Regions from separate parts of the Homo sapiens genome. Here region 1 is linked to region 2. Evidence: chromatin loops called from intact Hi-C (ENCODE). Cell type or tissue: ascending aorta. All regions are shown on one strand.

Region 1 (8,000 bases), 120 kb before region 2:
CTGCAGTCCCAGCTACTTGGGAGGTTCAAGCAGGAGAATCACTTGAACTTGGGAGGTGGAGGTTCCAAGATCATGGCACTACATTCCAGCCTGGGCAACAGAGCAAGACTCAGTATCAAAAAGTAAATAAGTAAATAAATAAATAAATAAATAAATAAATAAATAAATAAATAAATAAAGGTAATCCATCAGGCCAGTGAACTGGAATCATAAAGGACCCTCATTGTAATTCTATACTTAAGGCGCCTAAATCAAAATGATTTTACATGTCTGATCCTGCAAAACCATATCCTTTTGGTTATTTCCAGCAGTACAGTTCCTTGAAGTCTGAGACACACTCACATCATACAAAATTCCAAGAGTCTGTATTAGAGGATGGCTAAAGTATATACGAAGTGTGACAAAATGAGTACTCTTATCTTTTTCCTCAGTTGAATCGTCTTTCAAACTCAGACAGAAATATTAAAACTTGCCAATTATGGAGACAAACAACTGAAACAGTTTAAAGTAATTAAGTCAAAGTCCCCTATAAGTTATTCCCTCTTAGAATAAAATAGTAGAGAATATGATTTAGGTAGGAAATCATCATAGCCTTTGAGACATGACTGGTGGTGAAAGCAAAAGTCCTTTTTATAAATGTACAGCATCAGCATTTCCCTGTGGACTTACCTCTCTCAGTAGTAGAATGAAGGAGGCAAAGTAGAAGACATATACCATTCCCACTAGCCAATGCAGAAACATGGTAGTACCTGGAGCCGACTGAAAGCTCAGTTCTCGATCTTTCAGAGTAGCATCAAACATTTCCTGAGACAAAAGAGGACAGGTAAGAGAAATCTGTGCCCCCTACATTTGCCAAGTTAACATTTTCATCTTCTAGGAAATAAATAATCAATATGCATGCAAGGAACAATTCCTAGAACTGCAGTTCACTTAATGTCATTCCACGGTGTCACAGAACTATATACAAGATTGGCTACTGCTTCAAATATAAAGAATGATAAACCAATTAGTAAAAGCTTTATTAATACTGATTCTATTAAAGAACTATTTTTGATGAATGTAAAAAATTTTCTTGGTTATAGGTCTGCATTCTTGAGAAGTTTTAAAAGTAAGGTATGGGAGGGTAAATGTTATCTCAGAACCAAAGGCAGCTTTTCTACACATAAAATATTTTTGAAACAATCAAAAACTGATTATCACTAACAGCAATTAAAGAGTATAATCAAGACTGAGCATATTAGTTAAATCAAATGATTAGGGTTAAATTTATTACTACAAAGACAGTTTCCTTATCAAATTATTCTCTATGTATATAATGTCTTGGCATTATCTACACAAATTTACGACAGCAAAATGGGCAATAAAATCCTCCACTATTAGAAAGATTCCACCCAAACTATCCTGACATCAAAAATTTGCACAAAGCCTCAAAAACTCAGGTACTCAAGAAAAATTAACATTAAGATCCTATACTGATACACATGCCAAAAGAATAAGCAAATTATCAAATATTTGCTTTCCTTTAAAAAGAATACATGCTGAAGACTTCCTCTTTTGAAGCCCTTAAATTATGCTATTATACAATAATGAATACTCAACTTACCAAGGAACAGATATCCAGCCACCAACCACAAATGAGAGGGAATACTCCAATTTCTACCACCACTAACAAAGAGACCTTAAGTGAAAATAAAGGTCATCAGTATCACCCAAATGTAGGAGAAATCATTTCCAATTTTAAGTTATAACAGGAATTACCTTAACAACAATATAGCAGACTCCCAGTAAGCGACGAGATCTATGAAATTTCACAAGAGTTGCCAAGCCCTACAGCATCAGGTCAAGGAAAAACTGAGTATTTAAAGGTACAATGAAACAGGTAACTACTTAGCCAACATTTAGTATTTTTTGACAGAATTAATTTATTTCACATTTTGTCCACACTGACCCTTACTGCAAATACCTACAACTTTTACTAAGAGGACAAGGATAGACAAGTTTCGCCATTAATGAAGAGTTCTTTGGTATGAATAATATTAGTGTACACCCAAGTTGGTTCATTAAAGGATACATGACAAATTATCAGTGTTATTGCTAAAAGTATATACCCAACTATGGTTGTGATTAGGCCTTCAAAATGAGATGCTTGGACCTGGAAATAAGAAAAAAGTAAATAAAATTTAATTTTACAACATGTTCTACACCCCGGTTTTCCCATATTAAACAATCTAAATGACTAAAAGAGAATTGTTGAGACAATTTATAACCAGGAAACAACTGTAAAATCTGCTTTGGATGACATCTCTGAAAACCAAATTCTCTCACTGACTGTTATATATTACTAAAAAATGAAGAAAAATTAAATAACACTTTACCCAAGGAGACAAAATAACAGTAGAGTGAATTAAATTTTACAAAAACAAGAGCACTGTAATACAACAGCCTGCCCTCTACTCTCACTCTAAAGCAGATTTGCTAAAGGCTAACCACTGAAAGCAGGAACACACTGCCCAAGTCACCCACCAGCTGGGTAATATCCTAGCCACCTCATTTCCTACCACTAGAAGTAACTGTTCAAGTTTCCCTTGCTCTGCAAATCTGTCCCATTCTCAACTTATAGAAAGAATTTTGAAAGTAACAGTGCCTGTCGGTATTTTTTGATTCCTGAGTTTCAGATAGCAAGTGGCAAAAGTTTGGAAAGTCAAAATTTTTCAAAACACTTACCTGAACCTTTCAAGTTCTTGCATTCAACTAGTGAGAATCAGAGGTGTACTAAATATGAGAAGACTTCAGAACGTGATCTCTCAGATCTCAAATATACAAACTGAGCATATGATCCCAGATAGTCAGCTTTTCCATAAAAGACTAAATTGTTCTAGGGCCCCAACAGAGAAGTAATAATCCTTCCAAAATTTATTTACCTCTGGAAAATACTGATAAAATGTCAAAACTAAAGCACTCTAGAAAACACTACAACCCGTCATTCCAAAATATTCTACCCTTTTTAAATTGATTGATATATTGTTACTTTTCTAAATTCAGCAGGGGGCACCTGGGGAAAGGGAAAGAAGAGAACATACAGGTTCTTGAGATGGACAGAAAATCAGCCTGTGGGAAACTTTCCCACGGTATGCCTCAGGCCCACCCAGCTGACTGGATTTCAGAGCACATTTTCATTAGTTGGCAACATGACCACTATCTCTTGAGCCACTGTTATTTTTTTTAAAAAAGAATGAGACGGTATTGCCTAACTATTCCCTTGCATAATGCCAATGAAGAAATGATGTAACTCTTTAGAATACTATTTTATTAATAATCACATTTGGGAGTAATGAATGAAAGTAACTTTGTAAAAGTATTATACTCACGTGTTCTTCAAATCCCAAACCAACAAGGGAGAAATGACCAATATGGTAAGGGCAAAATGCTAAAAAGGGGGAAAAAATTCCATGAAAACTCCGACATCAAAACAATGAACACTCCTACTACAATTCCCCACTAAAAGGAACTAGGGCTTCTTGGAGAAATGAAAGATTCCAGAACTAGGCTAAAAATACACTGCCTAGGACATTCTCTGTAACTAGAGAACAACAAAGCTATTAAGGTCTAATAGGGCCATGCCAAATCAACACAGAAACCATTGTGAAAACAGGCCAAAGAGAGGATAATATGAGCATCAAAAAGAATAATGACCAAAACTGATGGAAAAACACTGAACATACACAAATCCATGAGTTTATGATGCTCAAAAAAGGAAAAGTCCAAAATAATAATCACGAAAAGAGAAAAAGCAACATCAAAGAAAACACTTTGATGTTTTGGAAGCAGTTAGCACACCCATGTGAATAGTTAATACACCAATTCCTTATTCTGAAAACCAAAATTAATGGGAAAAATATGAGCATCTGTCCTACTTGCCCCGGACAGACAGGTTTGGGTTGACTGAATAGTCCCAAATTGATAAGAATTTCTTCTTCTTTCAGAAAAGTCAGCCAATAAATATAAAAAATGACTGTTTAAAATATCACTCCCAACAGATTATTTTATAATGGTAAAGGGAAAAACAAAACCTAAGATTAGAGGCCCAGGTTGATATCAGCTGAATCCAGTGATAAAAGTGGATAATCCAACATCATGTATCTCAGCTCCTCACATATACTATTAATAGGCACAGTGTGACCAGTGATGGATTTGTCCCAGATGTATTCAACCTGAATCTAATAAGGCCCTTAGATCTGACTTCCAGTTTAAGAGAAATATGGGAGACAAAGGATAAAGGCAGAGGACATCCAGGAAGCAGATGGACAGATGTAAAACATGACATGCTGCAAGAACAGTTAACCTAATCCCAGCAACAAATCAATGGCCAAATAGGGTGAGTTGGGGGAAGCAAAGAGAAGAGTACTCTAGATTAAAAGACTAATAACTTATAACTTAACAACTAAAAGTAATATGTGGACCTTATTTGGGTCTTCATTCAAAGAAACCAACTGCAAAATGGTATGTAAGGGACAACCCAGAGAGTTTGAATATGATGGATTATTAGGAAATACCAAATTCTAGTAATTTTGTAAGGTGAGATAATGGCATTATAGCTAAGTATGAAAGTATTTTTAAAACCTTTATAGCAAGAGAATTTTTATAGTCTTCTTTTTCCTCAAGTCTTTCTGGCTAAATTTTACTTCATTCCTAATAATAAAATATAGTTATCTTTTCTTTATGGTAGAAATAAATCGACAGCGCAGTAGATTACCAGGGGAGTGGGAAACTCAATCATGAAGACAGAAGTCAGAGTGAACCTACTAGGGATCTGGCCTCTAACCCTTTCTGACTATTTCATGGGTAAGAATATTTTTGAACATGTATTTCCAATATATTTAAATTTATTTATAAATTATATATACGTATTAGTTTACTAACATATTGTGTGTAATATAAAGCAGAAGAAATTTAATAAGGTAAGGAAAAAAACTGTATGTTGAATTTTGCCTATTTTGCTCTCATATCCCAGTCTGAAGATGACTCAACTAGGCCCCTGGGAGGGGCAAGTTTTAACTCTATTAGCAGATGTATTAAATAATTATTAACCTTAAATACCAGTTGCAACAATCAATTTCCATCCCATTACACACAAACTAATGGAAAGGCATCCTGAAATTAAGGACAATTTCTCAGGATTGTCACCTTCTAGTGGAAGACCACAGCTTTGTCAAATTATATTTCTGCAAAGCATATGACCACAAGAGCCAAAAAACTGCCTGTAGAAAACTTCCAACAGAGCAACCCATGCAAGAAAAAAACAGGAGGGTGTTTAATCCCAATGATTAAAAGAAAAAGTATGTTCCTAATGGAAGAAAACTTGTTTCATTTCAAAAGATTCCAAAAGATTCTAACTATATAATAAAACATAAGTTTACTAAGAAAATTCTTTTCGCAATATAAGCTCAGGAGGTTGGATTAGAAAAAGCTTTACTTAGATTTGATTTCTATAAATCAGAGTTCTTATTTGTATAATTCATGTTTTAAATGTGACCTGGTTCTCCAAACATTAATTTAGCATTAAGCTTTTCTGCAAGAGTAAAGACTTAAATCTATAGATCATTTTTTCTCTCAAAAAAAAAAAATGCAGTCAAGATCATAACAGTTTCACAGTCTATATATGAATTATTTTACATAATGAAAAATAAATGCAGGATAACATACAGACACCCCCACATGTAAAGGGAACAAAAAATCCTAATAAATCTGCACCTTTGTGAGTATCTACTAAAAATTAAGAAATCAATGGAAGTATCCGAAATACTTTGTTAACAAAATACAAGTAAATTTATCTTCCTCTTTTACAGATAATACACAGAAATCAATTTTTGGTCTCATCCTCAGTCCAAATATTCAAAGCCCCTTACACCACATGGCTTCTTATTAAAGACGTCTGCTTTACACGTCACAATGTAGTCCTCAACAGAGCAAATAACTTGGAATTTGGTGGAAGAAGCCTTGGGAAATCTCTACTCATCCTCTTCAGCAGAGCTGAGGGGTAAATCCCATGTACTAAGGAAGGAATTTCTCATAGATTATCCCTATATAGGGATATGTTGCCTGAAGTCTCTGAGACACAAATCATAGGACACCTAACAATAACCCCATTCCATCAGACTCTACGTCCTCACCCCTAAGAGATACAGAAACTGAATTCTAAGGCCTTGGTTTACTCAACTTAGTTTTCCTTACCTCTTCTGGAAAGGAGAAAAACCTCTGTCAACAGTGTCTCCTCAACCTTGCCTTTCTTTCTCTAATTAGTCCCAATGGAAGGGACCATTGTGTGCTGTCAAAGAATCCTCACAGCTGCCCTCGCAGAAGTGCTTGGAAGTGATTTTGTATGTGCTGGAATCTGGTTCTAAGGGGTGCTCACATTTGGGGAAGGCTTACTGTCTTCCCACAAGCCTACACTCAGCTCTGGTAACAGCTCCCAAGTCAAGATCTCTAGAAGGCAATGGTCAGGATTTTGACAGATGAAAACAAGATATTCCACCATAGGGAAGAGCACACACAATCAGCATAAAACTAATTCCAGAAATGGGAAACTGTATATTTTCAAGTCGGTCTAAAACCAGCTTCTACAAAAAAAAAACCCAGAAATGCCCAACAGAGGGAGAGATAGGTAGGTAACTGCAGTCACTGCTGCTTAGGAAAGTATCTGTCTGTCTGGGGCCTATCTATACAGGGTTTGTATCTGAAACTATTTTCATATACTGCTTAGTATTTATTTCTATGTTAAAAAATAATAATAAACCTATAACAAGGCTCCTACAAAACTAAATTCCTACCATAATACTATAAAAAAAAAAAGCACAAACACAACTTACCAAAAACAAGAATGAACAGTGTATTTAAAGATACCACCCAGAAGACATGTTCCTAAAGGAAAAAAGCATCAATAAAGCATATTCAATTCATACTTAATGTATGTTTAATTGGACTATTCCACTTATTTAGCTAGAGCCAAATAGTAAAAACAGCTAAGATTGAAATTTTCCCTCTATTGTTTTGGGATTTCAATCTAGACATAATATGTAACTTTCATTTTTCATTAGATAGCTCATACAACTAAGCCTAATAAAACTCAAAAATGTTACATGTACAAAAAACAAATTCATTTATAAACACTTCCTTTTTAGAAATAATCTACGACAAATTACATAGATTTTCATAACCACCAGATTTCATTTAAATCAAATGACACTAAAAATTTCAAATGGAGAAAAATTTGAAAGCCAAATTAATTGTAAACATCATGTTAACGTCAACTGCAGTGTTTCTTTCAACGTCCAATCTGCCTTCTTGACACCTACAAGGTCACTATTGCCTGGCTACCACTCCTTTGGAAAACTCTAGCTTGATCTCCTCTGGTCCCTCCACTCCCTATGGTGCCCTGACTTTCTTTGTCCTGTCTCACCTGACCATCTGGTCACCTCCCACAGTTACATACTGTCACCTCTAAGGCGACAGCTATCTGCCTATTCCTTCAGCCATGTTACACACACCTTAGCTATGCCCCATGCTGACACTGACCAGACTGCCCAAGTCCATTCATTCATGCCCACAACCTTCCCCGCAACCATCAAGTTAAATGATCCGTCCAAAGATCTTTTGTCTAAAAAAAGGATTTCTCTGTTCAGGTCCCCTAATCTTCCACAAATCCAACCAGAAAGAAGGGTAATTAGTTTGTGAATGACTACTACATTTCTTCTCACCATGTGGGCTCAATTTTTTCAACCTCTCTGCCTTAAGGGCTCCTAAATTTTCCCTATCCCCAACACATTTTATACTTCAACCTCTGTTATCTTCGCGGAAAATCTCCTGCTGACAAACTCCATTCCACTAAGAAAGACCTAATCAAACCCTCTTTTGTGCCCCTCTTGTGTCCTATGCACACTTTTTGTCACTGAGACTCCAAAACATTCCTTGTTTACATGTTCATTTCTCTCTACCACACTATA
Region 2 (8,000 bases):
GCATGATCTCGGCTCACTGCAACCTGTGCTTCCCAGGTTCAAGCAATTCTCCTGCCTCAGCCTCCCGAGTAGCTGGGATTACAGGCGCCTGCCACCAGCCCGGCTAATTTTTGTATTTTTAGTAGAGACGGGGTTTCACCATGTTGGCCAGGCTGGTCTCAAGTGCTGGGATTTTTTTTGTAATTAAAATTTTTAGGCCGGGCATGGTGGCTCACACCCGTAATCCCAGCACTTTGGCAGGCTGAGGCTGGCTGATCACTTGAGATCAGGAGTTTGAGACCAGCCTGGCCAACATGGTGAAACCTGCCTCTACTAAAAATACAAAAAACAAACAAACAAACCAAAAACTTAGCTGGGTGTCATGACGCACGCCTGTAGTCCCAGCTACTTGGGAGGCTGAGGCATGAGAATTGCTTGAACCTGGGAGACGGAGATTGCAGTGAGCCAAGATGGCACCACTGCACTCCAGCCTGGGGGACAGAGCGAGACTCCATCTCAAAAAAAAAAGAAATTAATTAATTAAAAATTTTAAAATAAAATAGAGATGGGGTCTCACTATAGGCGTGAGCCACTGCACCCAGCGGGGATAGCATTCTTTATGTGATGATGATCAATATCAAACAATATTTTTATGAGCACCATCTATGAAAATAGAGATTTTAGTGCATCTGTCACCGAGTAGTGTACAGTTTACCTAATATATAGTTTTTTGGCCCTCACACCCTCCCACCCTCCCCCTTCTGAGTCTCCATAGTCCATTATATCACTCTATGTGCCTCTGTGAATCTACTCATAGCTTAGCTTCCACTTATAAGTGAGAACATACAGTATTTGGTTTTCCATTCCTGAGTTACTTCCCTTAGAGAAATGACCTCCAGCTCCATCCAAGTTGCTGCAAAAGATATTATTTTGTTCTTTCTTATGGCTGAGTATAGTCTATGGTGTATATAGGCCACATTTTCTTTATCCACTCATTGGTCAATGGGCGCTTCGGTTGCATATCTTTGCAATCGTGCTACAATAAACATACGTGTGCAGCCCACCTCCACTTTGGTACATTGCTTCTAGTTGAAAATGTATTCTGAGTTCCAAACAATCAGTTTGCACATGAATCATTTGCCAGACAAGGGCCACTATTCTTGGTCCCCTCATGGCTGAAATAGTCCTGATGGCGTTCCAAATTTGGCTTCACTGGGCGGCAGGGGGAGGAGACGAGCAATGCAGAGTGGGGAGTTTTGGGGAGAGAGTGAACGTGTGAAGTCAGAGAGTGTCTGGGCGTCTGCCCATAGTTATGGCTGCTCATGGGAGAGAGGAGAGAGGAGACTCTTCTCCTGGGAGACTCAGGGGACAGAGAAGACTGGGGCACTCTGCAGGGAGCAGATCATGGACTCGGGTCTTACGAACCGTGCTGTGGGCTGTGGCCTTCATCCCCAGGCTGTGGAAGACTGCTCAGCTCTCAGCTGGGAGTGAGGCAGTTGGACCTATGTTTTGGGAAGAGCCCAGCTTGCCTGCAGCTGTCAGGCAGTTGGAGGAGGGCTGGGCTTGGCAGGAAGATGTGCTGGGATGATGCATCAGTTGGGCCAGAGGTAGTAAGGGTGGAGCTCCCAAAAGAAGAAACCTTGGCAACTTCAAAAACAGTTGCTGATACAGCCCTGTTATCATCAGCACAGCTCTTTGAGGGGTTCACAAAATAAGCCTGATTCTTGAATATTTTTTCTTTCTGTTCTAGAGAGATCAGTGCTATCTTGAAGTATCTGAAACAACAGTGTCATGCCCAGAAAATTGGCATCGTGGGATTCTGCTGGGGTGGAACTGCTGTCCATCATTTGATGATGAAATACTCAGAATTCAGGGCAGGGGTGTCCGTCTATGGTAAATCTGCCTTGTGCATTTTTACTCCATGCAGAAGGGAGGGGTGGAAGAGTGACAACAATCACAAGCCTCCCCATCCAGTGTAACACAACCCCCAATAATGTGAAGACTGCCCATCTTATGGAAATGGGTTTTAAGAATCTGAAAATAGAGGTGGAGGTTTGTCATGCAGTTAACCAGAGGATGTCACCGGGAGTCAAGAGGTCTGGGTCCCAGTGGTGTGACTTTGGGAAAGCCACCTAATCTAAATTCTCCATTTCTTCACCTAGGATGAAGGGGATAGCTTTTTTTGTTTTTTTAATGTAATGATGATCAATATCACACAAGATTTTTATGAGCAACATCTATGAAAATATTTTTCTGGTGGTGGCTAATGCCTGTAATCCCAACACTTTGGGAGGCTTAGGCAGGCAGATCACTTGAGCTCAGGAGTTCGAGACCAGCCTGGACAACATGGCAAAACCCTGTCTCTACAAAAAATACAAAAATTAGCTGGGCGTGGTCACGTGCACCTGTAGTCCTAGCTACTCCGGAGGCTGAGGTGGGAAAATCGCTTGAGCCCAAGAAGGTCAAGGCTGCAGTGAGCCATGATCATGCCGCTGCACTCCAGCCTGGGTGACAGAGCAAGACCCTGTCTCAAAAAAAAAAAAAAAGAAAAAGAAAGAGAAAGAAAGAAAGAAAGACTGATTTTTCCAAGATACAAATTGCTCTAACTGTACACAAACATGCACACACACTAAGAAAGAAAGCAAAGGCAGCCAGATGCGATGACTCACGCCTGTAATCCTAGCACTTTGGGAGTCCAAGATGGGCAGATGGCTTGAGCCCAGGAGTTCGAGACCAGCCTAAGCAACATAGAGAGACCTTGTCTCTATAAAAAATTTTAAGGCTGGGCGTGGTGGCTCACGCCTATAATCCCAGCACTTTGGGAGGCCGAGGTGGGTGGCTCATGAGGTCAATAGTTCGAGACCAGCCTGGCCAATATGGTGAAACCCCGTCTCTACTAAAAATACAAAAATTAGCTGGGCGTGGTGGTGGGCGCCTGTAGTCCCAGATATTCAGGAGGCTGAGGCAGGAGAATCGCTTGAACCCGGGAGGTGGAGGTTGCTGTGAACCAAGATTGTGCCACTGCACTCCAACCCAGGCAACAGAGTGAGACTCTGTCAAAAGAAAAAGAAAAAAATTACTTGGGTGTACTGGCACATGCCTGTGGTCCCAGCCTCTCAGGAGGCTGAGGCAGGAGAATCACTTGAGCCCAGAAGTTTGAGGCTGCAGTGAGCTGTGAATGCACCACTGCACTCCAACCTGGATGACAGGGAGTGAGACCTTGTCTCTTAAAATAAAAAATAAAAAAAAAAAAGGAAAGAAAGCCAAGGAAAACACACTCTAAAATCGAAATAGCAATTTATACATTTTTGGCCAAAACAAACCAAAGTTACTACAGCAATGAAATAACATTATATCTGTATATAGAAACTGCTTGCTAAATTCATGATATAGAAGCATTCAGACCAATAGATAAACGAAAACAAAAAAGACACATAGGAAATATAGCCTTTAAAAATAATGCAGATGCTCCTCTACTTACAATGGGGCTAAGTCTTGATAAACCCATCATAAATGGAAAATATCTCAAGTCGAAAATGCATTTAATCCACCTCACCTACCAAGCATCATAGCCTCACCTGGCCGACCCGAAACACCTGCATCAGGCTACAGTTGGGCAAAATCATCTAACGCAAGGCCTATTTTATAATAAAGTCTTGAATGTCTCATGCAGTTTATTGAATTCTGTACTGAAAGTGAAAAACAGAATGGTTGTCTGGGTACTTGGGGAACAGTTTCTACTGAATGAGTGTCGCTTGTGCACCATTGTAAAGTCAAAAAATGAAAGTGGAACCATCGTTAGGCCTGGGACCATCTGAAGTGGATCATAAAGTTATACTAATGATTCCTTCTTGGGTTAATGGTTCCTCATTGTGGTATTTTCAACTACTTTTAGAGTTAAAAACGCCTTTAAATATTGACTTAGGACAACACAAAAGGACATAAACTCAAAAGGCAGTGGCCAGCTGCCTCTGGGAACAATGGAGCTGAGAGATGCTTTGTCCAGACCATGCTTTTGCGCGATTTAGCAAAAGGCGGTCGGGAGTGGATGCCTCCCCGGCGCCACCTTCTGGCCGCTGTTGTGTAGTGCGTGAGCTGCAGAGCGTGGCCGGGCTCAGGCCCAGGGATATCAAAAGAGGCCCATCCACATGAAGTAGCTTTGCTAGAGTGGGGAAGGGAGCGTGGTCACCTTTCCCGTGGCTCCCTGCCTCCTGAAGAGGAGTTACAGGTGAAGGAGGCTCTCTCTGTTACTTAGCTCTTCTGCTGCCAGCAGGAAGTGGAAAAAAGTTATGTTATTTACGTCTTCTTATCTTAAAATGGTTAACTTGCTGCAAATCTTTTACTTACTTATTTTCGCATAGAAGTGGACACACCCACAGGTTGTTTTCAGACAACCTGGGTCAGGCAGAGCATGCTTCTAATTTCAGAATTAATCTCGAATGAATGCTGAGATGAAAGATGAAAACTATTGTTATTATTTTTTGAGACAGCATCTTGTTCTGTCACCCAGGCTGGAGTGCAGTGGCACGATCTTGGCTCACTGAACCTCCACCTCCTGGGTCCAAGCAATTCTCCTGTCTCAGCCTCCTGAGTAGCTGGGGCTACAACACCCAGCTAATTTTGTATTTTTAGTAGAGACAAGGTTTTGCGTGGGTGGCCAGGCTGGTCTCGAACTCCTGACCTCAAGTGATCCACCCCGCCTTGGCCTCCCAAAGTGCTGGGATTACAGGTGTGAGCCACCTCGCCCGGCCAAAAACTGATTTTTATAGACTGACCTGCTAGGCCCAGGCAGTTTCACACTTCCACACTTCCACACTCGTGGTCTGGTGCGAGTCTAAATACCCACTCAAAAGACAGCTCCTCTTACCAACAAAACTACTCAGTGCATTCAAGCCAGAACCCGTGGGACTTGTGTAGACCTGAGAAACTTCTCAAGCGAAGGTTTGACATTGATCCTCTTTGTAAACGAAGGTACATCCCAGCGGGACATTCCTCAGGCTGCTCCGCATCTTTCCATACTAAGCAGCGGACGAGGTATCATTCAATTATTTAATGGCCTGATTCCCAGTCCATAAAGTGGGGAGGTAGACAGTAGGAGGATCTGACTAAATAAATTTCTCTTGTACTCTTATAATCCTCTTTTTTTTTTTTTTTCTGAGACGGAGTCTTGCTCTGTTGCCCAGAGCTGGAGTGCAATGGCATGATCTTGGCTCACTGCAACCTCCACCTCCCGGGTTCAAGCCATTCTCCTGCCTCAGCCTCCCGAGTAGCTGAGATTGCAGGCGCGTGCCACCACACCTAGCTAATTTTTGTATTTTTAGTAGAGACAGGGTTTCACCATGTTGGCCAGGCTAGTCTCGGACTCCTGACCTCATGATCCGCCCTCCTCGACCTCCCAAAGTGCTGGGATTACAGGCTTGAGTCACTGCGCCCAGGCTTTGGGTTTTTTGTTTGTTTGTTTTGTTTTGACGGGGTCTCACTTTGTTGCCCAAGCTGGAGTGCAGTGGCACAAACGGCTCACTGCAGCCTCAACTTTCCAGGCTCAAGCAATCCGCCCACCTTAGTCCCCGCAAGTAGCTGAGACTACAGGCATGCACCACCACACCCGGCTTATGTTTGTATTTTTTGTAGAGACAGGGTTTTGCGATGTTACCCAGGCTGCTCTCAAACTCCTGAGCCCAAGCCATCCACCTGCCTCAGCCTCTCGAAGTGCTGGGATTACAGGCGTGAGCCACCGCGCCCGGCCTTCTTTTACGCTAATCTTACAAGTGGGGCCACTTCTGTGGAATGGCTAAAAAAGAAAATAAAGTCCGCAAAGCAGAGATTTTACTTTGAAAAATCAAACCCAAATGTTGCAGTTTTCTGTGGCATGAGTGTGGGGATCATGCGGCATGGGTGTGGGGATCATGTGGCATGAGTGTGGGGATCAGACATCATGCCTCTGTGCTTGTTTTTCAGGCATTGTCAAGGATTCTGAAGACATTTACAATTTAAAGAACCCCACTTTGTTCATTTTTGCTGAAAATGATGTTGTGATTCCACTCAAGGACGTAAGTTGGCATCTTTTCTCTTCGTATTTATTTATTTGAGATGGAGTCTCGCTCTGTCGCCCAGGCTGGAATGCAGTGGCGCGATCTCGGCTCACTGCAACCTCCACCTCCCAGGTTCAAGCCATTCTTGTGCCTCAGCCTCCCGAGTAGCTGGGACTACAGGCGCCCACCACCGCACCTGGGTAATTTTTGTATTTTTAGTAGAGACGGGGTTTCACCATGTTGACCAGGCTGGTCTTGAACTCCTGACTTCAGGTGATCTGCCTGCCTTGGCCTCCCAAAGTGATGGGATTATGGGTGTGAGCCACCACGCCTGGCCTCATTTATATATTTAATAGCACGGTTTGACATTCTGCGGGGAGTGGGAAGTCTTGAAGGATGCATTTGTTGCTCCAAATATTTCCAACATTAACATTTTAAAGATGGGTTTTATTCAATTCCACTTATATAATTCCAGTGTGGAAGTATAACCTTCCCAAAACATGCTTAAGGAAATGTCTGAGGGAAGTATTCTCAGCATGGCCTGGTTACCTGGTGGAGAAACGGGACCTCTTGCCCCACCTCCATGCTAACCCACAAATTACAATAAAGTCTGTGACCTTAAAGACAAGGATTTATTAAACAAAGTCAGTTGATAAGGAAAAAGCAGAAGAAAAGTATGGTTCAAAAGCAGTCATTTAGCTGGGCGTGGTGGCTCATGCCTGTAATTCCAGAAACTCAGAAGGCTGAGGTGGGAGGATTGATTGAGGCTGAGAGTTTAAGACCAGGCTAGGCAGTCTAGCTAGATCCCTTCTCCACAAAAATATAAAAAAATTAGCTGGGATGGTGGCACACATCTGTAGTCCCAGCTATTTGGGAGCCTGAGGCAGGAAGATTGCCTGAGCACAGGAGTTGGAGGCTGCAGTGAGCCACGATTGTGCCACCGCACTCCAGCCTGGGTGACAGAGTGAGACCCTGACTCTTAAGAAAAAAAAGCAGTCATTTAGAAATTATTGTTATAATATTAGTAACTAATATATTAATGCAAGTGATTTCAAATAATAGATGTATCATTTTTCCATTTCCCTGAAATCTCTCCTTTGCCAGACATAAGGACTGTGTTAGTTATAAAATTAGCAGTAGAGGCCGGGCGCCGTGGCTCACGCCTGTAATCCCAACACATTGGGAGGCAGAGGCAGGCAGATCACTTGAGGTCAGGAGTTTGAGACTAGCCTGGTCAACATGGTGAAACCCTGTCTCTACTAAAAATACAAAAATTAGCTGGGCATGGTGGCGGGTGCCTGTCATCCCGGCTTCTCCGGAGGCTGAGGCAGGAGAATCACTTGAATGTGGGAGGCAGAGGTTGCAGTGAGCTGAGATGGCGCCACTGAACTCCAACCTGGGCAACAGAGTGAGACCCTGTCTAAAAAGAAAAAAATTAGTGGGAAAGAATTCAGTGTAACTGTGGAACTTGTTTCTGATTTAAAGCATTGATGTTAAATTTCTGTTATGAACGCTCACTAAAGATTTGGAGAATGGAAAGTATCACTAAAGGGTTAAAATCATGAAATCTTTTGCACACCAGGTATCTTTGCTGACTCAGAAGTTGAAAGAACACTGCAAAGTTGAATATCAAATTAAAACATTTTCTGGGCAGACTCATGGGTTCGTGCATCGGAAGAGAGAAGATTGCTCACCTGCAGACAAGCCCTACATTGACGAGGCCAGAAGGAATTTAATTGAGTGGCTGAACAAGTACATGTAGCAAGAATCAAGGGCAAGCCTTCCTAGAATAGCTTTCATCCCAAAATTTGCTTGGAAATAGTTAGATCATTTGATTTAATTTTCACTTTTATAAAATAAGTGTAGGAATCCTAAAATTGATTATTTCATTTGAAACACAAATTCAGTAGGACGTAATGCATGAAATAATTTAATTTTTGACATGTACATCGAATCATAATTTAAAAACAAGGTCTGACCAGGTGTAGT

What was found. Peaks named below come from ENCODE experiments on the same cell type or tissue, not always from the same donor. Only the 100,000 strongest peaks of a DNase experiment are listed, where the experiment ranks them.
Region 1: it touches region 2 in a loop (2.7-fold over the local background); 19 of 110 quality-filtered maps call a loop at or near these places.

What each region holds. Positions count from the first base shown.
Region 1 is chr5:10,396,211-10,404,210 of GRCh38, reverse strand. It overlaps MARCHF6 (membrane associated ring-CH-type finger 6), which reads right to left. Exons shown (of 26, transcript NM_005885.4): 10 at 6,867-6,918; 11 at 3,369-3,427; 12 at 2,072-2,152; 13 at 1,759-1,827; 14 at 1,604-1,678; 15 at 670-804. MIR10397 (microRNA 10397) reads right to left here and starts at 1,847; the gene lies at 1,780-1,847. RefSeq lists an enhancer at 3,145-3,194. In ascending aorta, no CTCF peak of the experiment used is centred here; a DNase peak (open chromatin) is centred at 3,127; H3K27ac peaks cover 2,245 bases.
Region 2 is chr5:10,280,226-10,288,225 of GRCh38, reverse strand. CMBL (carboxymethylenebutenolidase homolog) reads left to right here. Exons shown (of 6, transcript NM_138809.4): 4 at 1,730-1,872; 5 at 5,938-6,029; 6 at 7,594-8,000. The coding sequence ends at 7,773. Among named protein-coding and RNA genes, the nearest start is that of CMBL, 24 kb to the left of the region's middle. RefSeq lists an enhancer at 3,799-3,928 and a silencer at 4,029-4,098. In ascending aorta, a CTCF peak has its summit at 4,046 (motif pointing left); a DNase peak (open chromatin) is centred at 4,045.